Linked DNA regions of Homo sapiens: region 2 is linked to region 1. Evidence: read pairs that join two places in POLR2A ChIA-PET (ENCODE). Cell type or tissue: GM12878. All regions are shown on one strand. Links, peaks and the distances in the headings refer to the core of each region. The heading gives the core; the rest is flanking DNA.

Region 1 (16,199 bases), core at 6,657-14,656:
TCCTGAGTTTTGCCACTGTGATGATGCAGTAAATGTCCCTGAATCAGTATCCTTAAGACTGGATCTTTAGTGAAGCATAGTTTTCAAAAAATGACATTTGTGAGTACAGTGTCTCACCCCAGTAACCCCAGCACTTTGGGAGGCCGAGGTGGGAGGACTGCTTGAGCCCAGGAGTTTGAGGCTAGCATGGGCAACATAGTGAAATCCTGTCTCTAAAAATAAAATAAAATAAAATAAAAAACAATAAATGATGGCCGGGTATGGTGGCTCACACCTGTAATCCCAGCACTTTTTTGTTTTTGCTTTTTTTTTTTTTTTTTTGAGACAGAGTCTTGCTCTGTGGCCCAGGCTGGAGTGCAGTGGCGTGATCTCGGCTCACTATAACCTCCACCTCCTGGATTCAAGCAATTCTCCTGCCTCAGCCTCCTGAGTACCTAGGATTACAGGTGTGCGCCAACATGCCTGGCTAATTTTTGTATTTTTAGTAAAGATGGGGTTTCACCATGTTGGCCAGGCTGGTCTTGAACTCCTGACCTCGTGATCTGCCTGCCTTGGCCTCCCAAAGTGCTGGGATTACAGGCGTGAGCCACGGCGCCTGGCCCATCCCAGCACTTTGGGAGGCCAAGACGGGTGGATAACCTGAGGTCAGGAGTTCAAGACTAGCCTGACCAACATGGTAAAACCTTGTCTCTACTAAAAATACAAAAATTAGCTGGGCATGGTGGCAGGCACCTGTAATCCCAGCTACTCAGGAGGCTGAGGCAGGAGAATCACTTGAACCCCGGGAGGCAGAGGTTGCAGTGAGCCGAGATCGCGCCACTGCACTCCAGCCTGGGCAACAAGAGTGAAACTCCATCTCAAAAAAAAAAAAAAAACAAAGACATTGAGTCACAGGATGTATATATCTTTCATTTTGTTCATGATTGCCACATTAGTTTTCTCTTTTTCTCTCCTTTCATCCCTTCCCTCTCTTACTTCCCTCCTTCCCAGCTTTGTTGGATGTAATTGACTGAACATGAACTGCTCATATTTAAACCATGCCTGGCCGAAATTGCATGTTTTGACATACAGGTATATCATTAAAACATGACCATAATCAAGACAATTATTTCCATCACCCTAAGAAATTTCCTCTTACCAGTAGCCGAGTGTGATGGCTCATGCCTGTAATCCTAGCACCTTGGGAGGCCGAGGTGTGCGAATCACGTGAAGACAGGAGTTTGAGACCAGCCTGGGCAACACGGTGAGACCCCTTGTAGTCTCCACTACAAATACAAAAATTAGCCAGACATAGTGGCACACGCCTGAAGTCCCAGCTACTAGCGAGGCTGAGGCTGGAGAATCACTTGAACCCGGGAGGCGGAGGCTGCAGTGAGCCAAGATTGTGCCACTGCACTCCAGCCTGGGTGACAGATCAAGACTCAGTCTTAAAAAAAAAAAAATAAGAAAAAAAAGAAATTTTTCTCTTGCCCTTTTGTGCTCTGTCCCCTACTCCAGCCCCTGGCCCTAACTGATTTGTTTTTGGTTCCTGTAACTTTGTCTTTTTCAGAAAGTCATATAAGCTGAATCATACAACGTGTAGCCTTTTGAGCTGGGCTTCTTTCCCCAGCATAAGATGTTTGAAACTCACTCATGTTCCCAGCATTTTGGGAGGCCAAGGCGGGTGGATTGCTTGAGGTCAGAAGTTCAAGACCAGCCTGGCCAACATGGTGAAACCCCATTTCTACTAAAAATACAAAAATTAGCTGGATGTGTTGGTGTGCGCCTGTAATCCCAGCTACTTGGGAGGCCAAGCCAGGAGAATCACTTGAAACCAGGAGGCGGAGGTTGCAGTGAGCCGAGATCACGCTATTGCACTCCAGCCTGGGCAACAGAGCCAGACTCTGTCTCAAAAAAAAAAAAAAAGAAAAAAAGGAACTCACTCGTGTTGTTGGATATGTCAGCAGTTTGTTTCTTTTTTGTTTTCTTTTGAGATGGGGTCTCACTCTGTCACCCAGACTGGAGTGCAGTGGCACCATCATGGTTCACTGTAGCCTCAACTTCCCAGGCTCCAGCAGTCCTCCCACCTCAGCTTCCCGAGTAGCGGGGATTACACCTGTGCACCACCACGCCCAGTTAATTTTTGTGTTTTTTGTAAAGACAAGGTTTTGCCATGTTGCCCAGGCTGGTCTCGAACTCCTGGACTCAAGCAATCCACCTGCCTTGGCCTTTCAAAGTGCTTGGATTATAGGCATGATTATTATTCAGTTGTATTCTGTTATATGAATGTCCCACACTTTGTTTATCTTTTCACCTGTTAGTGACCTGTTTTTTGCATTGTTGCCGGTTGTTGAACAATTATTAGAGCTGTTATGAACCATTTCTTTCATTTTGAGGGTGGCAGATGACACCACTCCAAAATATGCCACTTTGGCATATGGATTGTTTCAGCTAAGTGCACTTGAAAAACAGTAGGTGCAGGAAAAGCACTCTGACCTCCCTCTTTTCTCTGGAAAACGAGATAAACCCCCATATGGAAGATGCCCTCCCCATCCCAGGAAGAAAGTAAAATTCTTTTTAGACAGGGTCTCATCCTGTTGCCCAGGCTGGAGCGAAGTGGTGTGATATCCACTTCCTGCAACCTCACTGCAACCTCCACCTCCTAGTCTTAAGCGATCCTCTCGCCTTGTCCCCAAAATAGCTGGGATCACAGGCGCCCACCACCATGCCCAGCTAATTTTTTTGTATTTTTGGTAGACACAGGGTTTCACTAAGTTGCCTAGGCTGGTGTCCAGCTCCTGAGCTCAAGTGATCCACCCGCTTCTGCCTCCCAAAGTGCTGGGATTACAGGCCTGAGCCACCGCGCCCAGCCCTAGAGCGTACAATTCTTATCACCAGAAGACAGGGAGTCAAAGCTGAGGAAAAAATGTACAAACAAACCTTGTTAAATGAACCCTTATTTTTCTAGTTATTTTTCCACCATTAACTGCTCTAGCCCAAACCCCTTTGTCTTGTCACATTTTCATAATTTACTACCCTTTTAAAACTTTATTTATAATATTTATTTATAATTTTAAAATTTATTTATATATTTATTTAGAGACGGGGCCTTACTCTGCTGCCTAGGCTGGAGTACAGTGGCACAATCATAGCTGATTGCAGCCTCAAACTCCTGGGCTCAAGCGAAACTCCCACGTCAGCCTCCTGAGTACCTGGGACTACAGGTGCGTGCCACCCAGCTAATTTTATTTTCTGTTGTTTTAGAGATGGGGTCTCCCTGTGTTGTCCAGGCTGTTCTTGAACTCCTGGGTCCAAGCAATCCTCCCACCTTGGCCTCCCAAAGTGTTGGGATTACTAGTATGAGCCACCACGCCCATCTATAATTTACTACTTTTTTTTTTTTTTTTTTTGAGAAGTCTGGCTCTGTTGCCCAGGCTAGAGTCCAGTGGTGCGACCTCAGCTCACTGCAACCTTTGCCTCCTAGGTTCAAGTGATTCTTCTGCCTCAGCCTCCCAAGTAGCTGGAATTACAGGTATGTGCCACCATGCCTGGCTAATTTTTGTATTTTTAGTAGAGGTGGGGTTTCTCCATGTTGATTAGGCTGGTCTCAAACTCCCAACCTCAGGTGATCCGCCCACCTTGGCCTCCCAAAAGTGTTGGGATTACAGGCATGAGCCACCATGTCCATCCATAATTTTCTACTGTTTGTCTAATACAGTAAATAAGTGTTTGACTGTAACTGCTTCTTTGGGTCTTCCTTTTCAGGGCTCCCATGTCCCATAGAACTTATGTTAAATATATTTCTATGCTTTTCTCCTATTAATTGATCAAATGTCAGTTTAAGTCTTAGGCCCCGCCAGAGATCTAAGAGGGTAGAGGAGAAATCTTGCCTTCCCTCCACAGGTCTTTGTGTGGATGTTCATTTGCATCTTTCCCTGTGATTGCTTGCTTGCTTGCTTGCTTGATTGATTTTGAGACAGGGTCTCACTCTGTGGCCCAGGCGGAAGTACAGTGGCATGATCATGACTCACTGCAGGCTTGACCTCCCAGGCTCAAGTGATCCTCCCACCTTAGCCCCTGCCCCACCCTCTCCACCCCACCCTCTCAACCCCCTGAGTATCTGGAACTACAGATAAGCACCTCCATGCCTGTTTACTTTTTTATTTTTATTTTTTATTTTTGGTAGAGATGGGATTCACTATGTTTCTCAGGCTGGTCTTGAACCCCTAGGCTCAAGCAATCCACCCACCATGGCCTCCCAAAGTGCTGGGATTACAGGCATGAGCCACCACATCCTGCCTCCCTGAAATATTTGATTCCTTCGGAATTTATTTTTGTATGTGGTCTAAGGTAGGGTTCAGGTTTTGTCTCATTCTAGTGCAAACTGACAAGGCAAATAACACCTCCTTTTCCATGAAGTTGCAATGCGACCTTGAACCTATATTATGTTCTTAAATAAATCTTCCTGAATTTGTTCTTGGATTCCCTCAGTATTTTCCTGAGTCAATGCTATATTGTTTTTGTATTTGTTTCTACTTTCTCTCTTGATATTTTCCCGAGCCAATGTTTTGTTTTGGTTTTTTTTTATTTTTTTTTATTTTAGAGATAGGATCTCACTCCATCATCCAGGCTCAGGCTGGAATGCCGTGGTGTGATCATTGCTCACTGTAGCCTCCAGCACCTGGGCTCGAGGGATCTTCCCACCTCAGCCTCCTAAATAGCTGGAACTACAGGCGTACACCTCCATGCCTGGTTAATTTATGTATTTTTTTTTTAAGTTGGGGCCTTGCTATGTTGCCCAGGCTGGTCTTGAATTCCTGGCCTTAAGTGATCCTCACATCTTAGCCTTCCAAAGTGCTGGGATTGCAAGTATGAGCCACCACACCTTACCCTGAGTCAATGTCAATGTCCTTTTTTTTTTTTTTTTGAGACGGTGTCTTGCTCTGTCACCCAAGCTGGAGTGCAGTGGCGCAATCTCGGCTCACTACAACCTCTGCCTCCAGGGTTCAAGTGATTCTCTTGCCTCAGCAGCCTCCCGAGTAGCTGGGATTACAGGTGCCCACCATCACACCTGGCTAATTTTTGTATTTTTAGTAGAGACAGGGTTTCGCTATGTTGGCCAGGCTGGTCTTGAACTCCTGACCTCAGGTGATCCACCTGCCTCAGCCTCCCAAAGTGCTGGGATTACAGGTGTGAGCCACCACACCTGACCCTGAGCCAGTGTGTTACTATTTTGATGACTGTATGTTTTGCTATTGGTAAGGCAGGTATCTCACCTTCTTATTCATGATTCTTGGCCTGGGATGCTGTTTAGGAAGTGGACATGGCCTGAGTGTCAAGTGACAGACAGCCTACTGGCTGCATGAGAATGCCAGTCCCTTTTTCAGCCTCTAGTTTGACAAGCAGAGTGGCAAGATGATAGTGTCTGTGACAGCTGAAATCAGGAGTGGTTGGTTGCTCAGGAGGATCGAGAAGAGATGAAACCCTGCCACTTGCCTGAGGGACTCTGCTGTCTCGTTTCTTGCAGGTTAAAAGGCATCTTTCCAAAAATGGCTGAACCTGGTGTGGTGGCTATGCCTGTAATCCCAGCATTTTGGGAGGCCAAAGTGAGAGGATCACTTGAGGACAGGAGTTCAAGACCAGTTTGGGCAACCTAGGGAGACTCCATCTCTCTTTTTTTTTTTTTTTTTTTGAGATGGAGTCTTGCTCTGTCGCCCAGGCTGGAGTGCCGTGGCGCGATCTTGGCTCACTGCGAGCTCCACCTCCCAGGTTCACACCATTCTCCTGCCTCTCAGCCTCCCGAGTAGCTGGGACCACAGGCGCCCGCCACCACGCCCGGCTAATTTTTTTGTGCGTGTGTTTTTAGTAGAGATGGTTTCACCGTGTTAGCCAGGATGGTCTCGATCTCCTGACCTCGTGATCTGCCCTCCTCGGCCTCCCAAACCGCTGGGATTACAGGCATGAGCCACCGCGCCCGGCATTTTTTTTTTTTTTTTTGGAGACAGAGTCTCAGTCCATTGCCCAGGCTGGAGTGCAGTGGTGTGATCTCGACTCACTGCAACCTCCACCTCCCGGGTTCAAGCAGTTCTCCCACCTTAGCCTCCCAAGTATCTAGGGTTATAGGTGCACACCACCGTGTCTGGCTAATTTTTGTATTTTTTGGTAGAGGAGGGATTTCACCATGTTGACCAGGCTAGTCTCAAACTCCTGACTTCAGGTGATCTGCCCGCCTTGGCCTCCCAAAGTGCTGGGATTACAGGCGTGATGTACCATGCCCGAACACCATTTCTTAAAATAAATAAATTAGGCCGGGTGCGGTGGTTCATGGCTATAATCCCAGCACTTCAGGAAGCCGAGATGGACAGATTGCTTGAGCCCAGGAGTTCAAGACCAGCCTGGACAAAGTGGTGAAACCCCCTCTCTACAAAAAATACAAAAATTGGCTGGGTGCAGTGGCTCACGCCTGTAACCCCAGCACTTTGAGAGGCCGAGGTGGGTGGATCACGAGGTCAGGAGATCGAGACCATCCTGGTCAACATGGTGAAACCCCGTCTCTACTAAAAATACAAAATTAGCTGGGCATGGTGGCGCACTTACCTGTAGTCCCAGCTACTCGGGAGGCTGAGGCAGGAGAATCAATTGAACCTGGGAGGTGGAGGTTGCAGTGAGCCAAGATCAGGCCACTACACTCCAGCCTGGCGACAGAGCAAGACTCTGTCTCACGGTGAAACCCCGTCTCTACTAAAAAAAAAAAAAAAAAAAAAATTAGCCGGGCGTGGTGGCGGGCGCCTGTAGTCCCAGCTACTCGGAGAGGCTGAGGCAGGAGAATGGCGTGAACCCGGGAGGCGGAGCTTGCAGTGAGCCGAGGCTGCGCCACTGTACTCCAGCCTGGGTGACAGAGCGAGACTCCGTCTCAAAAAAAAAAAAAAAAAAAAAAAAAAAAAAAATTAGCCAGGTGTGGTGGTGTGTGCTTGTAGTCCCAGCTGTTCAGGAGGCTTAGGTGGGAGGGAGGATTGCTTGAGCCCCGGAGACGGAAGTTGCAGTGAGCTGTGATCACACTACTGTACTCCAGCCTGACAGCCTGGGCAACAGAGTGAGACCCTGTCTAAAAAACAGAAAAGTAAAGAAAAAAATAAAATAATTAATTAAGATGGCTGAGTGCTGGCTGGTGTTGTCTCCTCAGCAAGACAGAAGCTCCCTGAGGGCCAGCGCCCACCCTGATTTATTCCTCCTAGTGTCCTTGGGTCCCCAGCTGCCTGGCACAGAGCTTTGGTCCTTGGTGCTCGGTAGAAGTGTCTGGCTGATGTAGAGGAGGGAGCCTGAGTTACAATCCCCCCTCCCCTGCCACTCAGTCTTCGTGTGACATTGGATGTGTCACTTCTTCTTTCTGTGCTCTGGGCCATGAGAACGGGGTCCTTGGGCTATGATGGTGACCTCTGATTCAGACTCCTGCCTGTCTGGTGCCTCTGAGTCAGTGAGAAGAGCGCGGCTGTGACCTCCCTAGACTGTTGTGGTTAAGATTGAGGGACTGCCACTTCCTAGAAATTACCTTGGTCACAGTGGTTAAGCCGTCCAATCTAAGATAAATATTGTACCAAAAAAAATTAAAAAATAAAAACCCACAAAAACACGTCTGAGCTTCTGTAATAGCCTCTGAGAAGCAAGGATGATTCTGGCCCCTGCCTCATGGGCCAGGATCAGAAGTGACGGTAAATGGCAGCTGGAACAAACTCAGGATTACATTTTGGGGATTTGTTTGTTTGCTTGAGACAGAGTCTTGCTCTGTTGCCCAGGCTGGAGTGCAGTGGTACGACCTCGGCCCACTGCAACCTCCACCTCCTGGGTTCAAGTGATTCTCCTGTCTCAGCCTCCTGAGTAGCTGGAATTACAGGCGCCCGCCACAATGCCAGCTAATTTTTGTATTTTTAATGGAGACAGCGTTTTGCCATGTTGATCAGGCTGGTCTCGAACTCCTGATCTCAAGTGATCTGCCCGCCTCAGCCTCCCAAAGTGTTGGGATTACAGGTGTGAGCCACCACCCCTGGCCAGGATTGCATTTTGGAAAGATCACTGCTTAATTATAACAGTTGGCCAGACATGATGGCTCACACCTGTAATCCTGCATTTTGGGAGGCTAAGGAGGAAGAATCACTTGAGGTCAGGAGTTTGAGACCAGCCTAGGCAACATAGCAAGACCCCATCTCTACAAAACACACACACACAAAATTAACCAAGAGTGGTGGGGTGAAGCTGTGGTCCCAGCCACTCAGGAGGCAGAGGCAGGAGGATCCCTTGAGCTCAGGAGGTGGAAACTGCAGTGAGCTATGATTACACCATTGCACTCCAGCCTGGGCAACAGAGTGAGACACTGTTTCAAAAAAAACCAAAAAATTGTAACAGTAACACATACACCTTGTAACAAATTCAACAGTATTGACATCTATAAAGTAGCAAATTATACCAAGATACACACACACACACACACACACACACACACACACACGCGCGCGCGCAAAGTAACAAATAAGCCGGAGCAGTAGCTCATGCCTGTAATCTCAGCACTTTGGGAGGCCTAGGCGGGTGGATCACCTGAGGTCGGGAATTCAAGATCAGCCTGACCAACATGGAGAAACCCTGTCTCTACTAAAAAATACAAAATTAACCAGGCGTGGTGGCGCATGCCTGTAATCCCAGCTACTCAGGAGGCTGAGGCAGGAGAATCGCTTGAATCTGGGAGGCAGAGGTTGCTGTGAGCTGAGATCACGTCACTGCACTCCAGCCTGGACAGCAAGAGGGAAACTTCTTCTCAAAAAAAAAAAAATAAGTAAAATAACAAATGAAAGGTGACAATTTCACCAAGTGCCTCTCCCCAGAAGTAACCTCAGTTACTTTTTTTTTTTTTTGAGATAGTCTCCCAAACTGGAGTGCAGTGGCGTGATCACAGCTCACTGCAGCCTCCACTTCCCAGACAAGAACGATTCTCATGCCTCAGCCTCCCAAATAGCTGGGATTATAGGCATGCATCACCAGGCCTGACTCATTCTTTTGTATTTTTTAGTAGAGGTGGGTTTTTGCCATATTGGCCAGGCTGGTCTTGAACTCCTGTCCTCAAGTGATCTGCCTGCCCCTACCTACCAAAGTGCTGGGATTACAGGCATGAGCCACTGCACTCAGCCCTGTTTACATTTTGTCCAGATTCATTTCACTCCGCTAGGCAGGCAGCTGGAGCCAAACAACTGGGTCCCTGCCGTGTAGCAGTTGCAAGTGGCGGTTGAGGGTGGGCCAAAGGAGGGGTTCCTGTGCCTTGCCTAGCGCTAATGGCCTGGGTTGCCTGGGGGTGGGTGTTACTTAACTCTCCCTCAGAGGGGAACTGGGCTCCCCTGCAACTGTCACATCAGGTCTAGCACTCTGCTTTCAGTATAAGAAAAACAGGCCCTGAGATTTTTTTTTTTTTTTTTTTCCCCTGAAACGGAGTCTCATTCTGTTTCCCAGGCTGGATTGCAGTGGTGTGATCTCGGCTCACTGCAACCTCTGCCTCCTGGGTTCAAGCGATTCTCCTGCATCAGCCTCAGTAGCTGGGATTACAGGCACGTGCCACCATACCCAGCTAATTTTTTGTATTTTTAGTAGGGATGGGGTTTCACCATGTTGGCCAGGCTGGTCTCCAACTCCTGACCTCAAGTGATCTGCCTGCCTCAGCCTCTCAAAGTGCTGGGATTACAGGTGTGAGCCACTGTGCCCAGCCCTGAGATAATTCTCCTTCTAGAAGTTTTCTTACACATTACTTTCACAGCATTGGTCCAGGGACCACCACTGCAGCCTTGTTGGTAAGAGGGAAACAATTATTTATTTATTTATGTATTTTGAGAAAGAGTCTCGCTCTGTTGCTCAGTCTGGAGTGCAGTGGCGTCATATCGGCTCACTGCAACCTCCGCCTCCCGGGTTCAAGCAATTCTCTGCCTCAGCCTCCCAAGTAGCTGGGACTACAAGCACACGCCACCATGCCCAGCTAATTTTTGTATTTTTAGTAGAGACGGGGTTTCACTATATTGGTCAGGCTGGTCTCAAACTCCTGACCTCAGGTGATCCACCTGCCTCGGCCTCTGAAAGTGTTGGGATTACAGGTGTGAGCCACCATGCCTGGCCTAGAAGGAAAGATTTAAAAAGACCACGGCTGGGTGCGGTGGCTCACGCCTGTAATCCCAGCACTTTGAGAGGCCGAGGTGGGTGGATCATGAGGTCAGGAGTTCAAGACCAGCTTGGCAAAGATGGCGAAACCCCATCTCTACTAGAAATACAAAAATTAGCTGGGCATGGTGGCGTGTGCTTGTAGTCCCAGCTACTTGGGAGGCTGAGGCAGAGAATTGCTTGAACCCGGGAGGCGGAGGTTGCAGTGAGCCAAGATCGTGCCACTGCACTCCAGCCTGGCTGATGGAGTGAGACTCCATCTCAAAAAAAAAACCTCAATGAGGCTGAGCACTTTGGCACTTTGGCTCACGCCTGCAATCCCAGCACTTTGGGAGGTTGAGGCAGGAGGATCACCTGACCCTGTGAATTTGAGGCTGCAGTGAGCTATGATCCTGCCATTGCACTCTAGTCTGAGTGACAGAGCAAGATTCTGTCTCTCAAAACAACCCCCAAAACCAATAAAATCCTGCAAGGGGCACTAGCAAGGAGCCAGTGACATAAGGCAGAAGCTTCGTGGCTGTCAAAAAGAAGTGCGATCTTTTTCCTTGTTCCTGGGAATCCTGCAAACATGTCTGCCCCATAGGTAATGCGTAGACAAGGTCATTTGTTATGACATTGAGGATTGCAAAATTGTTCGAAGTGTTACAGGAAAGGGGTCTCGATCCAGACCCCAAGAGAGCATTCTTGGATCTTATGCAAGAAACAATTCAGGACTGGGCACAGTGGCTCATGCCTGTAATCCCAGCACTTTGGGAGGCCAAGGCAGGTGAATCACCTGAGGTCAGGAGTTCAAGACCAGCCTGACCAACATGGTGAAATGCCGTCTCTACTAAAAATACAAAATTAGCCAGGCATGGTGGTGGGGGCCTGTAATCCCAGCTACCTGGGAGGCTGAGGCAGGAGAATTGCTTAATCGGTTGAACCCAGGAGATGGAGGTTGCAGTGAGCCAACATTACACCCATGTACTCCAGCCTGGGTGACAGAGTGAGACTCCATCTCAAAAAAGAAAAAAAAAAAAGTGGAGTGCAGTAACGGGAATGTGTGCAGAACTATGTGTATATTGTGTTGCTTTTGGTGTAAAAAATGGGAATGTGTTTGCAGTGGCATGCCCCTGTAATCTCATCTACTCGGGAGGCTGAGATGGATCACTTGAGCCCAGGAGCTCAAGACCAGCCTGGGCAACATAGCAAAACTCTGTCTCTGAAAAACAGTCTGGAAGCAATAGCTCATGCCTGTAATCCCAACACTTTCGGAGGCTGAGGCAGGAGGATTGCTTGAGCCCAGGAGTACAAGACCGGTTTGGGCAACAGAACAAGACTCCCATCTCTACAAAAAAAAAAAATCTAAAAATTAGTTAGGAGTGGTGGTGCGTGCCTGTAGTCCTAGCTACTTGAGAGGCTAGGGTGGGAGGATTTCTTGAGCCCAGGAGTTTGAGGCTGCAGGGAGCTATGATTGCACCACTGCACTCCAGCCTGGACAATATAGCAAGACCCCTCTCCCTAAAGAAATAATAGGCCGGGCACGGCGGCTCACGCCTGTAATCCCAACACTTTGGGAGGCTGAGGCGGGCAGGTCATGAGGTCAGGAGATTGGGACCATCCTGGCCAACATGGTGAAACCCCATCTCTACTAAAAATACAAAAATTGCCAGGCGCGGTGGCTCACTCCTGTAATCCCAGCACTTTGGGAGGCTGAGGCAGGCGGATCACGAGGTCAGGAGATTGAGACCATCCTGGCTAACACGATGAAACCCCATCTCTATTTAAAAATACAAAAAACGAGCCGGGTGTGGTGGCAGACGCCTGTAATCCCAGCTACTTGGGAGGCTGAGGCAGGAGAATGGTGTGAACCCGGGAGGCAGAGCTTGCAGTGAGCCGAGATCACGCCGCTGCACTCCAGCCTGGGCGACAGAGCAAGACTCCATCTCAAAAAAAAAAAAAAAAAAAAAAAAAATTAGCTGGGCGTGGTGGCGCGTGCCTATAATCCCAGCTACTCAGGAGGCTGAGCCAGGAGAATTGCTTGAATCTGGGAGTTGGAGGTTTCAGCGAGCCGAGCTCACGCCACTGCACTCCAGCCTGGTGACAGAGTGAGACTCCATCTCAAAAAAAAAAAAAAAGAAAAAAAAAAGAAAATAATAAAGGGAATGTTTTGATTATGGAGGCATAGACTATATAGAGAAAGAAAATGATTAATATTAGTTGCCCCTGGGGTGGAGGAAGACTTGCTTTATGTTGTACCCTTCTTTCTGCTTGGATTTTATTGAATTAATTTTTTTTTTGAGACAGAGTCTTGCTCTATCACCCAGGCTGGAGTGCAGTGGCACAATCTCAGCTCACTGCAATCTCCGCCCTCACCTCTCCACCCCCTTTACCCGCAAACCCCCTAGGCTCAAGTGATTCTCTCGCCTCAGCCTCCCAAGTAGCTGGGATTACAGTCATGTGTCACCACGCCTAGATAAGTTTTGTATTTTTAGTAGAGATGGGGTTTCACCATGATGGCCAGGCTGGTCTTGAACTTCTGACCTCAAGTGATCCGACCACCTAGGCCTTGCAAAGTGCTGGCATTACAGGTGTGAGCCATCGTGCCTGGCCTATTTTATTTACTTATTTTTTTTGAGACAGATTCTTGCTCTGTCACCCAGGCTGGAGTACAGTGGCACAATCTCAGCTCATTGCAACCTCCGCCTCCTGGGTTCAAGCAATTCTCCTGCCTCAGCCTCCTGAGTAGCTAGGACCATAGGCTCCTGCCACCACAACTGGCCAATTTTTTTTTTTCAGGCAGAGTTTAACTCTTGTTGCCCAGGCTGGAGTGCAGTGGCGCAATCTTGACTCACTGCAGCCTCCACCTCCCAGATGCAAGTGATTCTCCTGCCTCAGACTCCCAAGTAGCTGGGATTACAGGCACTCGCCAGCAAGCCTGACTAACTTTTTGTATTTTTAGTGGACATGGGGTTTCACTATGCTGGCCAGGCTGATCTTGAACTCCTGACCTCAAATAATCCACCCGCTTTGGCCTCCCAAAGTGCTGGGATTACAGATGTGAACCACTGAGCCTGGCCTCTGCTTGGATTTTATTTTTTTTTTATTTTTTATTTTTTTGAGATGGAGTCTCGCTCTTTCACCCAGGCAGGAGTGCAGTGGCGCTATCTTGGCTCACTGCAAGCTCCGCCTCCTGGGTTCACACTATTCTCCTGCCTCAGCCTCCCAAGTAGCTGGGACTACAGGCACCCGCCGCCACGCCTGGCTAATTTTTTTGTAGTTTTAGTAGAGACGGGGTTTCACCATGTTAGTCAGGATGGTCTCGATCTCCTGACCTCGTGATCCGCCCACCTCGGCCTCCCAAAGTGCTGGGATTACAGGTGTGAGCCACCGTGCCTGGCCGGGTTTTATAATCACATCCATGGATAAGGCAACTTGGTCATGGATGGGGTAAGAGATGGAGGCAAGGAACAGCAGCTCAGGGGAGCCCAGCCACTCTAACCAGGAGAACATAACACACCAGTGGCACTGGTTCAGCCTTGGCAACTATTCTTTTATTGAACATCAGTAACAGAAAGATGCTTGATTTAGGAGGAAGCTTTCCCTCCCTCCCTCCCCCATTGCACCCCGGAACTCAGCAAAGGTGAGCCAGCCACAGAGCATAACACTGTGGCTGGGACACATGTCCATGTGTGTTTCACATACGTGGGCATCTGTGCCACAAGGGTCATGTGGCACCACAGTTCATCAGCTGTGTTTCCCCTTCCTGCCCTGCTGCAGCGCCACAGGTTGGAGGAAAAGCCTGCCTGTGAGCAGGGTCCCGGCAGGGCCCACCCACCCAACAGTGGAGATCGGGCCTCAGAGCTGGGCAGTCATGGGAGTTCAGGGCCTGGCTCGCCTCGGCAGCCTGGTCTTAAAGAGGGACTTGCCCGAGGCCTCGATGTAAGTGACAGTCATCTCTTTGGAGCTGATCTCCACATAGGCAAAGCCACCCAGTGAGTCTTCAGTCCCATAGTGGAAGCGCAGATAGCCGTTGGGGACCTTGCGCTGGTGCCGCTTTGAGGGGTCCATGAAATTCCCAGCCCCACTCAGCACGTAGCCCACGCCATTCTCATCTTGCAGGTACTGAGGATGGAGGACAAGGGGTCAGTGGAGACCCAGCTTTGAGCAGAGCCCTGCCTAAGGTCCAGGGCTCGATCTGGCCCTAACCACAGAGTCACCTTGAGGTATGTAACCCCTCCTGGCTTCAATTTCCTGACTTTTAGGAGTGTATTAATCCTATTTCATAGGTAGAGCACTTAGTAAGAAATTGGTGGCCAGGTGTGGTGGCTCATGCCTGTAATCCCAGCACTTTGGGAGGCTGAGGGGGTGGATTGCTTGAGCCCAGGAATTTGAGACCAGCCTGGGCAACATAGTGAGACCTTGCCTCTACAAAAAAAATGCGCAAGGGCCAGGTGCAGTGGCTCATGCCTATAATCCCAGCACTTTGGGAGGCCGAGGCGGGCAGATCACTTGAGGTCAGAAGTTCGAGATCAGCCTGGCCAACATGGTGAAACCCCGTCTCTACTAAAATATAAAAATTAGCAAGGTTTGGTGGCCCATGCTTGTAATCCCAGCTACTTGGGAGGCTGAGACAGGAGAATTGCTTGAACCCAGGAGGCGGAGGTTGCAGTGAGTTGAGATCGTGCCACTGCACTCCCTCTCAAAAAAAAAAAAAAAAGCAAAAATTAGCTGCATGTGGTGGCCCATGCCTGTAGTGTCAGCTACTCTGGAGGCTGAAGTGGGAGGTTCACCTGAGCCCGGGAGATTGAAGCTGCAGTAAGCCCCGATTGCACCACTGCACTCCAGCCTGGGTGAAAAACAATGAAACCTTGTCTCCAAAAAAAAAAAAAAAAAAGAGCTTAAAAAAGAAAGAAAGAAAGAAATTGGCAATTCGAAGATATTATTCTGGCTTTGGAGTGTTTTCCTGGTTAGACAGCAAGATTTGAGGGACAGTCTAGACATTCTGAAGGCCACAGGAGACCCTCAAACAGCAGGAGGACCCCAGCCATGTGGACATCAGCTGGGATGGGGACCCCCCTCACCCAGCTCCCACCCCACCCACAGGGCCCTCACCTGCAGATTGTGATCGTGGCCGCACAGGTAGGCAGTGACCCCGTATGTGGCCAGCAGTGGCCGTAGCTGCTTGACCAGGCAGTGGGTAGGCCCGTGCTCGGCTATGGACCACACGGGGTAGTGGCCAGCCACCAGCACGTAGTCCTCCCTGGCCGCCGCCAGCTGTTTCTTGAGCCAGGACAGCTGTGTGCGGGCCAGCTTCACGTCTCGGGGCCTCTCAGGCTGCTGGCTGAGGAAGTCATCTGAGTTGCCACATAGTGTCACTGTGTCCAGCATAAAAATGGCCACAGACACATTGGTCTGTGGGATCTTGAAGTGCAGGCGGTAGAAAGGGCTGGGGAAGTTCCTGTGGAGGGGATAGAGGTCGTGGGTGCACATCTTGGGCGCAGAAGTCCCAGGGTCAGCTCAAGCCACAGGGCCCCTGTGTCCCTGCTATGTGAGGATCTCGGAAGGCAGGGCTGAGGGTGGCTCACCAGCGCTTGGAGATCTTAGAGTATGCAATCTGGGCAGAGACATTGCCAAGGTGGTCATGGTTTCCGGCTAGCACGTACCAGGGCACTTTGCGAAGGGAGCGGTCAGAGAATACGTCCTCAAAGGTCTCCTGTAGCAAACAGATAGGGCAGGCCTCTTCCCTGGGGTCAGTGGCTATGCCGATCCTCCCACCAAGTCAGGATAAGGGAGACACTGAATGCTCCCGGCGCCCAAAGGTGCCCCATCACCTTCCCTCTGCCCTCACCAAAGGAAGGTCACTAGGTAAGGCGGCTTCTCCCCACTGCCCGCCCCCACCTCCTGCCCCACTCTGTTGGGCACAGACCTGGAACCTCTTGTCATTGATGTCTTGCACACCAGTGAAGTAAAAATTGTCCCCTAGAGACAGGATGAAGTCTGCACCCAGGATCTGCACAGTCCGAGCGATCTCCTTGGCATTGGCCATTTCC
Region 2 (16,199 bases), core at 3,332-11,331, 210 kb after region 1:
TGGACCAATTCCTTGAATGACACAAGCTACCAAAACTCACAAAAGGAGAACTAATTAATATGAAAAGGCTTATAACTATTGAAGAAATTCAATCAATAAATAATAAAAGTCCCAGGCTGTGGGCAGCAAGCCACCCAGGCGCCGAGGCAAGAGACCGAGGACACGAGCTGTTCCAGTATAATAAAATATAAAACAAGAATAGTTATACCAGATATAGATCTTAGATATGATTATATATGAATATCATTAATCATTAGTTGGCAGTAATTACTCTTTATTCCAATATTATAATAATCCTCACTCTATAATCATAACCTACGAAAAACCAGGCCATACAGAGATAGGAGCTGAGGGGACATAGTGAGGTGTGACCAGAAGACAAGTGTGAGCCTTCTGTTATGCCTGGACAGGGCCACCAGGGGGCTCCTTGGTCTAGCAGTGACGCCAGCGTCTGGGAAGACGCCCGTTGCCAGGCGGTCCGTGGTCTAGCGGTAGCAAAAAGTGTCAAGGAACACCCACTACTTAGCAGACCGGGAAAGGGAGTCTCCTTTTCCCCGGGGGAGTTTAGAGAAGACTGCTCCTCCACCTCTTGTGGAGGGCCTGACATCAGTCAGGTTTGTCCGCAGTTACCTGGAGGCGTAACCATCTCCCTGTCATGCTGTGCTTCAGTGGTCACACTCCTAGTCTGCCTTCATGTTCCATCCTGTACACCTGGCTCTGCCTTCTAGATAGCGGTAGTAAATTAGTGAAAGTACTAAAAGTCTCTGATATGCAGAAATAATGGCGTAAGCTGTCTTTCTCTCTGTCTCCTCTCCCTCTCTGCCTTGGCTGCCAGGCAGGGAAGGGCCCCCGTCCAGTGGACATGTGACCCACGTGACCTTACCTATCATTGGAGATGACTCACACTCTACCCTGCCCCTTTTGCTTTTGTATCCAATAAATAACAGTGCAACCAGACATTTGGGGCCACTACTGGTCTCCGCACATTGGTGGTAGTGGTCCCCGGGCCCAGCTGTCATTTCTTTTATCTCTTTGTCTTGTGTCTTTATTTCTACGCTCTCTCGTCACCGCACATGGGGAGAAACTCACCGACCCTGTGGGGCTGGTCCCTACACCAGGCCAGGCTGGGTGCACTGGTAGGCTAGGCATGGTGGCTCACATGTGTAATCCCAGCACTTTTAGCTGCTAGCATTCAGGAAATCTATCAGAATACTGGATGAACACAAGCTAAGGGAACAGAGACTTCAGTGACTACACTGGACAGAGAATACAGTCTCTGCAAACATACTCTGAAAATGTTACTAAACAAATGAATAATTAAAACCTTCCACAATCCCAGCACTTTGGGAGACCAAGATTGGCAGACTGCTTGAACCCAGGAGTTCAAGACCAGCCTGGGCAACATGGTGAAACCCCATCTCTACAGAAAACACAAAAAATTAGCAGGATGGGGTGGCACATCCAGCCACTCAGGAGGCTGTAGTGGGAGTTCCAGCCACTCAGGAAGCTGAGGTGGGAGGATCACTTGATCCCAGGAAGTAGAAGTTGCAGTGAGATAATAACACTGCACTTCAGCCTGGACAACAAAGCAAAACTCCTCCTGGGTTCACACCATTCTCCTGCCTAGCTCCCGAGTAGCTGGAACTACAGGCGCCTGCCACCACGCCCGACTAATTTTTTGTATTTTTAGTAGAGACAGGGTTTCACCTTGTTAACGAGGATAGTCTCAATCTCCTGACCTCGTGATTCGCCCGCCTCGGCCTCCCAAAGTGCTGGGATTACAGGTGTGAGCCACTGCGCCCGGCCTGCTTTCAATTCTTTACATTTCCTTCTAAGCACATTCTAAAAATTTTGCTATGATATACTCTTTTTTTATCAACATTGCAATATTTACATTTGCTTGAGAATTCTCTTTGACGCTTTTATAGTTGAGAGGCTTGTCACTTAAATCTCCAGGTTTTTAGGCTTTTCAAGTATGTTTCTGTTATTTATTGCTACTTTAATTATAATATAGTTTGATCGCATATTTTATAGAATTTCTATTTTTAAAAATGTGTTCAAGTGTGTTTTATGATTCAGAATATGGTCTATCTTGGTATATACTTCATGAGGGCTTGAAAATAATGTGTAGCCTGCTGGTGTAAAATGAAAGAATCTGTAAATACACATCAATTAAATCTAGTTGATTAATAGTATTCTTGAGTTCACATGTATCATTAGTGATTTTCTGCCAAACTGATCTGTCAATTATTGAAAGAGGTGAGTTGTTTTTCTCCAACTATAGTTGTAGATTTGTGTATTTTGTCATGTGGTTTTATAAGTTTTTGCCTTATGTATTTTCATGATCTGTGTTTATGGGCATAAATGTTAAGGATTATTATGTCTTGTAGGATTGATCTCTTTATCATTATGAAATATCTCCATCGTGTGTAATTTTTTTGACCTAAAATCTTATTTGTCTGAATTTAGTATCAGTGTTCCATATTTCTTTTGATTAGGGCTAGAATTGCATATATTTATCCAAACCTTTCTATTTAAAATGGTTTTCTTGTGCACATCGATGGGCCTTCTTTTTCATTATACTCTGCCAGTCCCTGCCTTTTTTACTGTTGAATATAGGTAATACACATTCTATGTCATAACTGATGTAATTGGATTAATATCACATATATGTTATTGTTTTCCATTTATTGTACATTATCTGTTTTTTTCCACTTTCTCCTTTCTGCCTTCTTTCATTTTGACTGAGCATGTATATGATTCCATTTGCTTGCTTCTATGAGTATAGTAAATCTCTTTGTTTCTTAAATGTTATTAGTGAATTCACTAGAGTTGGTAGAATACTATTCACAACTAATGAGCCTACAGTTTCAAATAACACTATACCGGCTTCAGGGGTAGTGCTGATATAACAAAGTATTCTGAATTCCTCTATTGTATTGCCCAATACATTGCTGATATTATTATGTTGAACAAACCTGTATCTATTATATTAGATCAGATAGGTATAAGAAAACTAAAGAATTTCAAATGTCTTCATTTAATTCTAAGAGTCTTCGTGTGTGGGTGTGTGATCCAAATTTCTAATCTATTTAATTTTTCTTCTCTCCGATGAACTTCTTTTAACATTACTAGCAAGACAGTTGTATCAATCATACATTCTATCAATTTCATTCCTTTTTTTTCTCCTTAGTCTAAATAACTTCAATTGTTCTATCTTCATTTTAGCTGATTTTTTACTTTGGTTGCTCACATCTGTTGAACATCTATAGAGAAATTTTCATTTTAGATGTTGTGCTTTGCAGTTGCATAAATTAAATATGGTCCAATTTCTAATTTTGTATTGATATGATTTTATTCATACATCCCTTTTCTGGTTTTCTTTTAGTTCTTTGTTCATAATTGCCTTTACCTCATTGAACATATTTAAGACAGTTGCTTTAAAGTTTTTATTCAATAAGTCTAATGTCTGAGGTTCTCAGAGATGGTTTATCTAAATTAAATTTTTTTTCCATTGATGAGCTATATTTTTATTCTTCTTTATAGTCTTTATGGATTTTTTGTGTTGTAAAGCAGACATTTGAATGTTATAATCTGGAAATCAGATTCCCTTCACTGTTTGCCCTTCTGGTTTGTGGAAGGTTTTAATTATTCATTTGTTTAGTAACATTTTCAGAGCATGTCTGCAGAGACTGTGTTCTCTGTCCAGTGTAGTCACTGAAGTCTCTGTTCCCTTAGCTTGTGTTCATCCAGTATTCTGATAGATTTCCTGAATGCTAGCAGCTAAAAGTAAAAAAGACATGCCAAACAAAAAGCTGACCTCTTCCAGTCTTTGTGGATGGGTCTGTGATGTAGTATTTGGTGAACACTTAGCCAGACTGCTTAAAACTCTGCTTTAGCCTTACCTTTCTGTTTTACCAAACTGAGAGATGATGCAGAGCTGAAAATGAGGGCCTCCCCAGGTCTTTTGTGAAAATGTGTTTTTTCCAGTGCATGCATTTCCAGTACATGCATTCTCAATTCCCCAAAACACTGGAGTGCTTTTGAATGCCCCCTTTTTTTTGAGATGGAGTCTCGCGCTGTCGCCCAGGCTGGGGTGCAGTGGGGCAATCTCAGCTCACTGCAAGCTCCGCCTCCTGAGTTAATGCCATTCTCCTGCCTCAGCCTCCCGAGTACCTGGGACTACAGGTGCCCACCACCACGCCCGGCTAATTTTTTGTATTTTTAGTAGAGACGGGGTTTCACCGTGTTAGCTAGGATGGTCTCGATCTCCTGACCTCGTGATCCGCCCACCTCGGCCTCCCAAAGTGCTGGGATTACAGGCATGAGCCACCGCGCCCAGCCTTTTTTTTTTTTTTTTTGTGACGGAATCTTGCTTTATCGCCCAGGCTGGAGTGCAGTGGCTCAATCTCGGCTCACTGCAACCTCCGATTCGCAGGTTCAAGCGATTCTTGTCCCTAAGCCTCTCGAGTAGCTGGAACTACAGGTGCCCGCCACCACACCTGACTAATTTTTGTATTCTTAGTAGAGACGGGGTTTCGACATGTTGACCAGGCTGGTCTCAAACTCCAGACCTCAGGTGATCCACCTGCCTCAGCCTCCCAAAGTGCTGGGATTACAAACGTGAGCCACCACGCTCAGCCTGAATGCCCTAATTTCTGAGGGAAATTGTTCTCTCCTTTTTTATTCCCAGGACTTAGATGTTCTACCATATGTCTTAATCATAATTTGTTGTCCCAGTTGTTTGAAGGTTTTTTATGTATTTTGCAACAATTTGAAGCAGTTCCTGCCAAGCTTGACCTAATTAGGCTCCATCATTGATTAAATAAAAAAGAGAACTTTCTTTCAGACCTTTGGATAGTCCACAGATGGATTGAAAAATACAAAGGTGCAATAACTTACAAATAAGATCTGATCTGCTCTCTCTAGGGATCCACATTGGAAATTTGGTCTGCTGTTTTCAAGACTGGTGCTGATGTGAGGAGGGATTGGGACAAGGACAAATAAAAACTCCACAAAACTTTCCTACTATTTGTCACCTTCCTTATTCTATTTGTTTATCTCTGTGTTAATAGTACAGGGTACTGAATATAATATATTCACCATACTTTATCTGTTTTTGGAAAGCTGTTGCTTTCTTGGTTAGAAGGATTTTAGCATTTTTAGATGTTTGTGACTTCTATTAGATTTGGTCATGTAATTTTTAATGATGACAAAAAGGTCTGTTTAGGGATTTAGGGAAATATTATAGATATTCATGAGAGATGACATTGAGTTTTTTTCTAAGAACATATGCAATCTTGGCCCTTCTTTTCTTCTTTGACATTACTTAATAAAGTTTAATTTTTCCATTGGGATGGTAAAATATCCTTATTAGTCTTTTGTCATACTTAACTACATATGTTCTACAGTAAACCAGTTGCTAGCTTCCAAATGTTCTCTCTTAGTGTAGTCACATAGCACAGGCTAAATCCCCCAAGGCACAAGGGTCACTCATTACAGACACAGTGACCAGAGTGTTTTTTCCCTTTTTTTTTTTTTGAGGCGGAGTTTCTCTCTTGTTGCCCAGGCTGGAGTGCAATGGCGCAATCTCGGCTCACCGCAACCTTCGCCTCCCGGGTTCAAGCAATTCTCCTGCCGCAGCCTCCTGAGTAGCTGGGATTACAAGCATGAACCACCATACCGGGCTAATTTTTTGTATTTTTAGTAGAGACAGTGTTTCTCCCTGTTGGTCAGGCTGGTCTCGAACTCCTGACCTCAGGTGATCTGCCTGCCGCGGCCTTCCAAAGTGCTGGGATTACAGGTGTGTGCCACTGTGCCTGGCCTCAGAGTGTTTTTTTCATGGCTTAGTCTGTTTTTTGTTGCTTATAACAGAATACTTTAACCTGGGTAATTTATAAGAAATGATATTTATTTTTTACACTTCTGGAGGGTGGGAAGCCCAGCATCAAGGCTGGGCATCTGGTGAGAGCCTTCTTGCTGGTAACTCTCTTTTGCACAATAGGTAGTAGGACTTTGTCATGACAAGAACTGCAGACCCACTGTAGAAATAGAAATGAGGAGTGATTCAGGCAATAAGACTCACTTTCTTAACTTACCAACAAGAGGCGTGTTCCTATTCAACTGTTACTTTACAAAACATGTTCATTTCTAGGATCAGAATTGTGTGGGATAAAATGAGTGTAAAGAGAGAATAAGAGTGGGTTTACCATGTTCTTGAATAAATGCTTGGAAACCACAGCATCATGTGAAGGTTATGAAGTGAATTTACATTCCCAGTGCCTTCAGTTTTAATATTCCTCCTCTGCACATGTGAAATATTTCAGGACTCAGTGGCATTTGAGGATGTGGCTATAAACTTCACCTGTGAGGAGTGGGCTTTGCTGGGTCCATCACAGAAGAGTCTCTACAGAGATGTGATGCAGGAAACCATCAGAAACCTGGACTGTATAGGTAAGGATGTCATCATGTCTTCACTTAGTCAATTAGAGACATTTGTTTCTTGGTCATCAATGCTGTTCAATTATTTGAAATATGGAAGGGTATATAATTGGCCCTTGAACCAGCCACCCAAGCAGTCATACATCTTCTCCCGCACAACTTAACCACTAGTAGCCTACTGTTTACTGGCAGCATTACTGGTAACATAAACAGTTGATTAATACATGTATTATATGTCATATGTATTACATGCTATATATTCTCACAGGAAAGTAAGCTAGAAAAGGAAAATATTCATTAGGAAACCATAGGTAAGTGGAACATTATTTAGTATTCATAGAAAATACAACATTACAAAGTTTTCATTCTGATTGTCTTTACATTGAGTAGACTGAATAAGAGGAGGGGTTGGTCTTGCTGTCTCAAGAGTAGCAGAGACTGAAGAAATTCATATGTAAGTAGACCTGTGCAGTTCAAACCTGTGTTGAAGACTCAGCTGTAGTTTGGTGTGTGAATCATGCATGATTGTAGTGTACATAAAATCTTACAGTCTTTCTATAATTTTATAATAATTTATAGTCATTTTTCTGGTTCTAACTTTTAGGAATGATATGGCAAAATCATGATATAGAAGAAGATCAGTACAAAGATCTCAGAAGAAATCTAAGGTAATTTGCACTCACAAGAGAAAGCTGTGTCCTTGAAGTGATTCATAGTATGCCAGAAATTTTATTTTATTTTGTTTGTTTTAGAGACAGTGTCTCACTTTGTTGCTCAGGCTGGAGTACAGTGGTATGATCATAGCTCGCTGTAGCCTCGGACTCCTGTGCTCAATGGTCCTCCCATTTCAACCTCCTGAGTAGCTAGGGTTACAGGCATGCACCACCACATGTGGCTACATATTTAGTTTTTGTAGAGATAGAGTCTTGCTGTGTTTGACCAGACTCATCTCCAGCTCCTGTCCTTAAGCGTTCCTCCTGCCTTGGCCTCTCAAAAGGCAGGTATTGCAGGCATGAGCCACTGTGACCAGCCCAAAATTTTAAAAAGAAGCAAGGAAAATTAACAAGCCCACCTTAAATTTATTTATTCTTAGAAAATTTTCTTCAAAAACATATACTTAAATGTGACATGGCTATGGCTATTCAGTGCCTGCAAAATAGTTCCCTTGGAAACAGTATTAAGAATTCCCATATGAATGTCACTATCTTCAAAACAGCTGGGGTTGAGTTACCTTGTACATCATTCTGTCCATTCATGTTCAAAGAGGGCATGAGACCTACACTTTGCATGATAATGTTAGAAATGTAAATCCAGGCCAGGTGCGATAGCTCACACCTGTAATCCCAACTATTTGGGAAGCTGAGGCAGGAAGACTGCTTGAGCCCAGGTGTTCAATCAGCCTGGGCAACGTGGCAAGACGCCCTTTCTACAAAAAATACAAAAATTAGCTAGGCATGGTGGCCTGTGCTTGTGGTTTCAGTTACTTGGGAGGCTGAGACAGGAAGGTTGCTTGAGCCCAGGAGGTCAAAGCCGCAGTAAGCCCTGTTCACATTACTATACTCCAGCCTGGGCAACAGAGCAAAACCCAGTTTCAAAAAAAAAAAAAAAAAAAGAAAAAGAAAAAGAAAGGCTGGGTATGGTGGCTCACCCTTGTAATCCCAGCACTACAAGAGGTCAAGGTGGGCAGATTGCTTGAGCTCAGGAGTTCAAGACTAGCCTGGGCAACATGGTGAAACCTCGTCTCTATAAAAAATACAAAAATCTAATCTCAGCATTTTGGGAGGCTGAGGTGGGCAGATCACGAGGTCAGGAGATCGAGACCATCCTGGCTAACATGGTGAAACCCCGTCTCTACTAAAAATACAAAAAATTAGCCAGGTGTGGTGGCAGGCGCCTGTGGTCCCAGCTACTTGGGAGGCTGAGGCAGGAGAATGGTGTGAACCCGGGGGAGGTAGAGCTTGCAGTGAGCCGAGATTGCGCCACTGCACTCCAGCCTGGGCAACAGAGCGAGACTCCGTCTCAAAAAAAAAAAAAAATCAGCCATGTGTGGTGGCTTATGCCTGTAGACCCAGCTATTTGAGAGGCTGGGGTGGGAGGATGGTTTGAGTCCGGGAGGTGGAGGTTGCAGTGAGCTGAGATCACACCACTACACTCCAGCCTGGGCAACAGAGCGAGAACCTGTCTCAGAAAAAAAAAAGAAAAGAAAGAAAGAAAAGAAATGTAAATCCAATACTTATTAATACAAAATCATTTATAAACAAACCTTTACTAATGTACTTCTTATTTTTTACAGATGTCATATGGTAGAGAGAGCCTGTGAAATTAAAGATAATAGTCAATGTGGAGGACCCTTTACCCAGACTCAAGACAGTATTGTGAACGAGAAAATACCTGGAGTAGATCCATGGGAAAGCAGTGAGTGTACAGACGTCCTCATGGGTCGTTCATCTCTTAATTGCTACGTTAGAGTTGACAGTGAACACAAACCATGTGAGTATCAAGAATATGGAGAGAAGCCATATACACATACACAATGTGGGACAGCTTTCAGTTATCAGCCCTGCTTTCAAATACATGAAAGACCTCAGCATGGAAAGAAACTCTATGATTGTAAGGAATGTGCAAGCTTCAGTTCTCTTGAAAACCTTCAAAGACACATGGCAGCACACCATGGAGATGGACCTCGTATATGTAAGTTGTGTGGAAACGCCTTTATTTGGCCTAGTTTATTTCATATGCTTAGAAGAACTCACACTGAAGAGAAACCATATGAATATGAGCAGTGTTCTACAGCGTTTCCTGCTTATAGTTCCACTCTAAGACATGAAAGAACACACAGTGGAGAGAAACCCTATCAATGTAAACAATGTGGGAAAGCCTTCAGTTGTTCCTGTTACACTCAACTATATGAAAGGACTCACACTGGAGAACAATCCTATGAATGTAAGCAATGTGGGAAAGCATTTTATCATCTTGGAAGCTTTCAAAGACACATGATAGTGCACACTGGAGATGGGCCTCATAAATGTAAGATATGTGGAAAAGGCTTTCTTTCTCCCAGTTCAGTTCGAAGACATAAAAGAACTCACACTGGAGAGAAACCGTATGAATGTAAGTATTGTGGGAAAGCATTCTCTGATTGCACAGGTTTTCGAAGACACATGATAACGCACACTGGAGATGGACCTCATAAATGCAAGGTATGTGGGAAAGCCTTTGATTCTCCCAGTTTATGTCGAAGGCATGAAACAACTCATACTGGGGAGAAACCCTATAAATGTGAATGTGGGAAAGCCTTTAGTGATTTCTATTACTTTCGAAATCATGAAACTACTCACACTGGAGAGAAGCCATATAAATGTAAACAATGTGGAAAAGCCTTCATTTGTTGCACTTACCTTCAAATACATGAAAGAATTCACACTGGGGAGAGACCCTATAAATGTAAACAATGCGGAAAAGCCTTCAGGTCTTCCAATTACATTCGAGTACATGAAAAGACTCACACTGGAGAAAAGCCCTATGAATGTAAGCAGTGTGGAAAAGCACTTTCTCATCTGAAAAGCTTTCAGAGACACATGATAATGCACACTGGAGATGGACCTCATAAATGTAAGATATGTGGGAAAAGCTTTGATTCTCCCAGTTCATTTCGAAGACATGAAAGAATTCACACTGGGGAGAGACCCTATAAGTGTAAACTATGTGGGAAAGGCTTCAGGTCTTCCAGTTACATTCAACTACATGAAAGGACTCACACTGGAGAGAAACCCTATGGTTGTCAGCAATGTGGGAAAGCATTATCTGATCTCTCAAGCTTTCGAAGACACATGATAACACATACTGGAAATGGACCTCATAAATGTAAGATATGTGGGAAAGGCTTTGATTATCCCAGTTCAGTGCAAAGACATGAAAGAACTCACACTGGAGAGAAACCCTATGAATGCAAGGAATGTGGTAAAGCCTTCAGTCATTCAAGTTACTTACGAATACACGAAAGAGTTCATACTGGAGAGAAGCCGTATAAATGTAAGGAATGTGGGAAACCATTCCATTGTCCCAGTGCCTTTCATAAACATGAAAGGACCCACAGTATGGAGAAACCCTATAAGTGTAAAGAATGTGGGGAAGCATTTCATTGTATCAGTTCCTTTCATAAACATGAAATGACTCACTAGAGAAAACCCCTATGAGTGTTGAACATGTGAGAAAGCCTTAAGTACTTTCAGCTTCTTACAAATACATAAGAGACTCACACTGAAAAAAGTTGTATGAATATAAAAATGTACTAAAACCTTCCATTTTTTTCAGTACCTTTTGAAAACATGACCAAACTCATACTTCAAAAATATATATATAATGAATGTGAGGAATATGAAAAAACTTTCTTTGTCTAGCAAACTTTCAAAGGTGGTTATTATAACATACTAGCAATGGACCTTACTACTGTAAGGAATGTAGAAATGCATTTACTAGTCCTAATTCATTTCAGTTACATGAAAGATTTCAAACTGCAGAGAACCACTATGAATGTAAACAATGTGGTAAAGCATTTAGTAGCTTCAGTTTCTTTTGAATACAGTCTTCTCTAGTTTCTGAGGTGAATTGATTCCAGCACCCTCAGGAATACCTATATTCAGAGATATTCAAGTCCCTGATATTAAAAACAGCATATTTGCATATAATCTAGGCACATTTTTCTGTATATCTTAAATCATTTCTAGATTACTTATAATACACAATGCATTGTAAATTCTGTATAAGTTGCTTTTGTATTATTTAGGGAATCATGACAAGAAAAAAGTCTACATGTTCAGTACAAATACAACTGTCATTCATTGTCCTAAGTACGTGTACATGTCAGCAACAATGTCAGGATCTGTGGAGTTTGCGAGTATAAGATCTTTAAGTGTTGAAGGTTTCATCTCCATAATTGCAGCTGCTTTAGCTACAAATATTATAGGAAGCTGTTCCTTCTTTTTCTTTACATCACCAAACCTTCCAGTGGTTATAGGCATTTTGTTATCCTTCAAGTGACCTGGAGCCTTTGTTGCATGACAGGATTGTACCTGAAGATCACATTCTTTAACAATTGGACCTACTGAATCTGTAAAACTACTAGAAGAAAACATATTGAAAATACTTCAGGACATTGGTTTAGGCAAAGATTTTATGGCTAATACCTCAAAGCACAGACAACAAAGATAAAAATAGACAAATGAGACTATCTTACACTAAAAAGTAGCTGTGCAAAGTAAAGGGAACAACAAGAGTGCAGAGAAAACCTGTTGAATATGAGAGAATATTTGCAAACTATGCGACAAGGGACTAATATCCAAATATACAAGGAACTCAAACATCTCAACAGCAAAAAATATAAATAATCCCATTAAAGTGGGAAAAGGATGTGAACAGACAGTTCTCAAAAGAAGACATGCAAATGGCCAAAAAGTATATGGAAATATGTTCAACATCACTAATGATTAGGAAAATGCAAATTGAAACCACAATGAGATACTCTACTTAGAATTGTTCTTACTAAAAAAGATAAAAAACAACAAATGCTGATGAGGATGTGGAGAAAAGAAAACTTTCACTGTTGGTGAAAGTATAAATTAGAACAACTACTGTGGAAAACAGTATGTAGATTTCTCAAAAACCTAAAAATAGAACCACCACATGATCCAGCAAACCAAGTATAACCACAGGAAAAGAAATCAGTATATCAAAGAGATACTTGCACTTGCATATTTATCACAGCACTATTCATGATAACAAAGATATGGAATTAACCTAAGCATCCATCAGTGGACACAGGGATAAAGAAAATGTTTATGTACACAGTGGAATACTATTTGGCCATAAAAAAGAGTAAAATGTTATTGCTAACAACATGGATGGAACTTGAGGTCATTATGGTAAGTGAAATAAGCCAGGCACAGAAAGACAAATACCACATGTTCTCACTTATATGTGGGAGGTGAAAAACTTCACCTCATGGAGATAGGGAATAGAATAAGTTATCCGGGGCTGAGAAGGGGAAATGAAGAGAAATTGGTGAATATGTACAAATTTCCATTTAGATCAAAGGAATAAGTTCTGATGTTAGAAAGCATACTAGAGTGAACTATAGTTAGCAAAAATATATTGCATATTTCAAAGTAGTTGGAAGAGAGGACTTGAAATGTTACCAACACATAGAAGTGGTAAATACTCAAGATCATGGATACCCCAAATACGCTGACTTGACCATTACACATTCTATGCATGCAAGAAATGCTCATGTGTACCTTATATATATGTAAAATATGTATCAATAAAAGAAAATATATAAGATAGTTTTAAAATAACACTATTGTCAGGTGTCTGTGGGCTGAGGAACAGCCTAAGGTGTAAACTTAAGTTCTTCTCAGGTCTTTTCTTAGTTGCACCTGTCCCTGGGCATGTGTGGTAACTGTCTAATTTTCTCTGCATGTATGGTTATTTTTGCACAACCTAATCTTCAGTGGCTCTCAAAAGGAGAGGAATAAAAGCATTAAGGGAAAAATAAAAGGCACCAGCCTGGAAGTCACTTCAGATGGAGGGGAAGGGCCTTCAAAAAATGGAGAGAGATGCAGCAGCAACAGTCACCACCACTTCTTTGTCTGTAACTCTGTGATCAGAAGCAACAATTATCAAGCAGTGCGCAGATCCCCAATATTTGGAAGACAGGTCCTTTTTGTCCACCCTGGCCCCCCAAAACTGCATGCAGACTGCTGTTAGAACTTATGCATAGCTACCTGTCATGGAGCTGAGGAGGGGGAATGAGTCAGGGCTGCTGACTCAACTAAGAGTTGAAATTGACCGAAATTAACCCAATTTTATTAGCCAATTATTTCCCTGGAAGCTGCAAGCTTTTAATAGTATCCGCAGTTTCAAAATAGCTACATGAGTTGGATTCTGCCAATGCAAATCCAGGTGGGGGATACAGATTCTTCATGCTTTTTATTCTGCCATCTTCCTTGAATCCTCTGACCTGACTTTTTATACTAATACATTACTTCAGGTCCCATCCCACATGTCACCTCCTCAGCAAGTCTTTCTGTCACCTCAGTTACTCCTTTCCATATATACATTTTTTTTAATACACTTTTCAGAGTCAGGGAAATCCGATTAGGTTCACAGACTTTACTGCTTTCTTAACAACCTATGAAAAGTCAAATCATATAAATGAACCAAACTGAATAGTGTCACTGTTACTTTTATGAAGTGTTATCCCGTAGATTTAAAAAAAAAGAAAGAAAGCCGGGCGCGGTGGCTCACGCCTGTAATCCCAGCACTTTGGGAGGACGAGGAGGGTGGATCACCTGAGGTCAGAAGTTCAAGACCAGCCTGGTCAACATGGTGAAATCCCGTCTCTACTAAATATACAAAAATTAGCCGGGCGTGGTGGCAGGCGCCTGTAATCCCAGCTACTCGGGAGGCTGAGGCAGGAGAATCGCTTGAACCCGGGAGGCAGCGGTTGCAGTGAGCCGAGATCGCACCATTGCGCTCCAGCCTGGGCAACAAGAGCGAAACTTCGTCTCAAAAGAAAAAAAAAACTGCTTTGCACCGATTTGCAGAAAAAGAGACAACGAACTCCCTCTCGTGGTGAGGATGGCATTAACATCCACACATAACTCCTTTAGGGTGTGGATTTCTGAATTGTGCTGAGATCTCCAGAATTTACAGCAAGTGATGGTCAGTTTAAAATATTCTGTGCCTTCAATGAAGAAGTAGTGTAGCAGGTTAGGGAGAAGAGAAGCAAATAAAATGGATGAGGTCCTCACTTAGTATATCACAATCTCTCCTGGAAGACTATTTATTTATTTATTTTTTTGAGACGGAGTCTCGCTTTGTCACCCAGGCTGGAGTGCAGTGGCGTGATCTCGGGTCACTGCAAGCTCCGCCTCCCGGGTTCACACCATTCTCCTGCCTCAGCCTCCCGAGTAGCTGGGACTACAGGCGCCCGCCACCACGCCCAGCTAATTTTTTGTATTTTTAGTAGAGACGGGGTTTCACCGTGTTAGCCAGGATGGTCTCGATCTCCTGACCTCGTGATCCACCCGCCTCGGCCTCCCAAAGTGCTTGGATTACAGGCATGAGCCACCGCGCCCGGCTCTGGAAGACAATTTCAAATGAATAAATCAAGGAACATGAGAGAGCCACAAGGGAGTTCAACCTGAGTCCAGTTAGACTCCTTGAAAGGGAAAGCTATTTACAGAATACTTCGGATTTAGCTGCGGAAATGATTTGATGGGTCAGTGGTGGTGGAGTGAGGTTGAGACCATTTAAAATAGGTGACGTAAACATGTGAAACCTCAGACACAGAGCCCTTGGTGTTAACCATGATCTGTTGAAAGTCAGAAGAATGAAGCAGAGGGAATTGTTGGAAGCTCACATTTGATTAGCTTTTTTACATATAACATGTGTTGACAAGGCCGGGAGCGGTGGCTCACGCCTGTAATCCCAGCACTTTGGGAGGACGAGGAGGGTGGATCACCTGAGGTCAGGAGATCGAGACCATCCTGGCTAACACGGCGAGACCTCGTCTCTACTAAAAATACAAAAAATTAGCTGGGCGTGTTGGCGGGCGCCTGTAGTCCCAGCTACTCGGGAGGCTGAGGCAGGAGAATGGTATGAACCCAGGAGGTGGAGCCTGCAGTGAGCCGAGATGGCGCCACTGCACTCCAGCCTGGACAACAGTGCGAGACTCCATCTCGACAACAACAACAACAAAAAACAATGTGTTGACGTAGAAATTATTTATTGATGTATTTTTCTCAAACTAATAATTATTTTGAAGGGTTTTTTTTCCACCATGTAAACATAACCAACTCCCAGGAGCTTCCATGTGTATATGCTTAAATGTATAATATGTGTAAAAGTTCTATCAGACTTAAATCATCCATTTATCACACTTTAAACACCTATGAATGACCAGCCTGGGCAACATACCAAGACCTAATTTCTACCAAAAAAATTTTCTTTCTAATGATCCAGGCATAGTGACATGTACCTGTAGTCCTAGCTACTCCAGAGGATGAGGTGGGAGGATTGCTTGAGCCTAGGAGGTTGAGGCTGCAATGATCCGTGATGGCATCACTGCACTCCAGCCTGGGTGACACAGTGAGACCCTGTCTCAAATAGAAGAAAATGTCAAATAAGATGAATGTGATTGCTTAAACTCTTCCACACAGAAGAATTTATCAAGATGGTCTTCAGAGGTATATCATGAGGAAGCAGTACAGTGCAATGAGGAAAAAACAACAAAAAACAAGTGAAGGGGGCAGAAGACCTCAATTCTACTCTTTACTCTCTCTAGATGTGAAACAACCTTGGGCAAGTCACTGCGCCTCTTTGAGCCTGTTATTTCATCTGTAAGAAGCTGAGATAATTAATATATCATAGATAATGTAGTGTTCTCAGTAGAAACTGAAACAGCACTCTGAGATCAAACTCATTAATATTCCTACAACAAAATGAGTAAATACTTGAAACAGAACAAAACAGCCAATAAATAGCCTCTTATTTCTTGATGTCAGGTTCATGCCTACCTTACAAAATAGAGTTGTCAGAGCTTTTTGGTTCGTAGAACTGAAGAAAAGGGACTGTAGACTCATGGAAGTGTCTAATGTCAGAAAGCCAGATATGTCAAAGATGAATTTCTGAAATTAAAACATTTTATTTGGGAAGAAATACTTGTAATTCAGGGCATACACACAGACCAAGTGGTC

What was found. ChIA-PET counts read pairs that join two places held together with the same protein. Peaks named below come from ENCODE experiments on the same cell type or tissue, not always from the same donor. Only the 100,000 strongest peaks of a DNase experiment are listed, where the experiment ranks them.
Region 2: POLR2A ChIA-PET joins it to region 1 with 10 read pairs; 2 of 35 experiments call an interaction of 5 or more read pairs at or near these places.

The regions. Positions count from the first base shown.
Region 1 is chr19:11,560,982-11,577,180 of GRCh38, forward strand. It overlaps ACP5 (acid phosphatase 5, tartrate resistant), which reads right to left. Exons shown (of 5, transcript NM_001611.5): 2 at 16,076-16,199; 3 at 15,735-15,862; 4 at 15,262-15,607; 5 at 13,679-14,271. The coding sequence ends at 14,029. LOC124904638 (a long non-coding RNA gene) reads left to right here and starts at 14,268. Exons shown (of 2, transcript XR_007067140.1): 1 at 14,268-14,372. RefSeq lists a silencer at 6,892-6,941 and enhancers at 7,352-7,441, 16,150-16,199. In GM12878, for the core only: no CTCF peak of the experiment used is centred there; a DNase peak (open chromatin) is centred at 7,400; H3K4me3 peaks cover 12 bases; H3K27ac peaks cover 1,861 bases.
Region 2 is chr19:11,771,285-11,787,483 of GRCh38, forward strand. ZNF441 (zinc finger protein 441) reads left to right here. Exons shown (of 4, transcript NM_152355.3): 2 at 6,327-6,453; 3 at 7,046-7,109; 4 at 8,735-12,794. The coding sequence ends at 10,622. It overlaps LOC124904639 (a long non-coding RNA gene), which reads right to left and starts at 6,353. Exons shown (of 2, transcript XR_007067141.1): 1 at 6,210-6,353; 2 at 5,891-6,041. RefSeq lists a silencer at 10,027-10,227. In GM12878, for the core only: no CTCF peak of the experiment used is centred there; no DNase peak of the experiment used is centred there.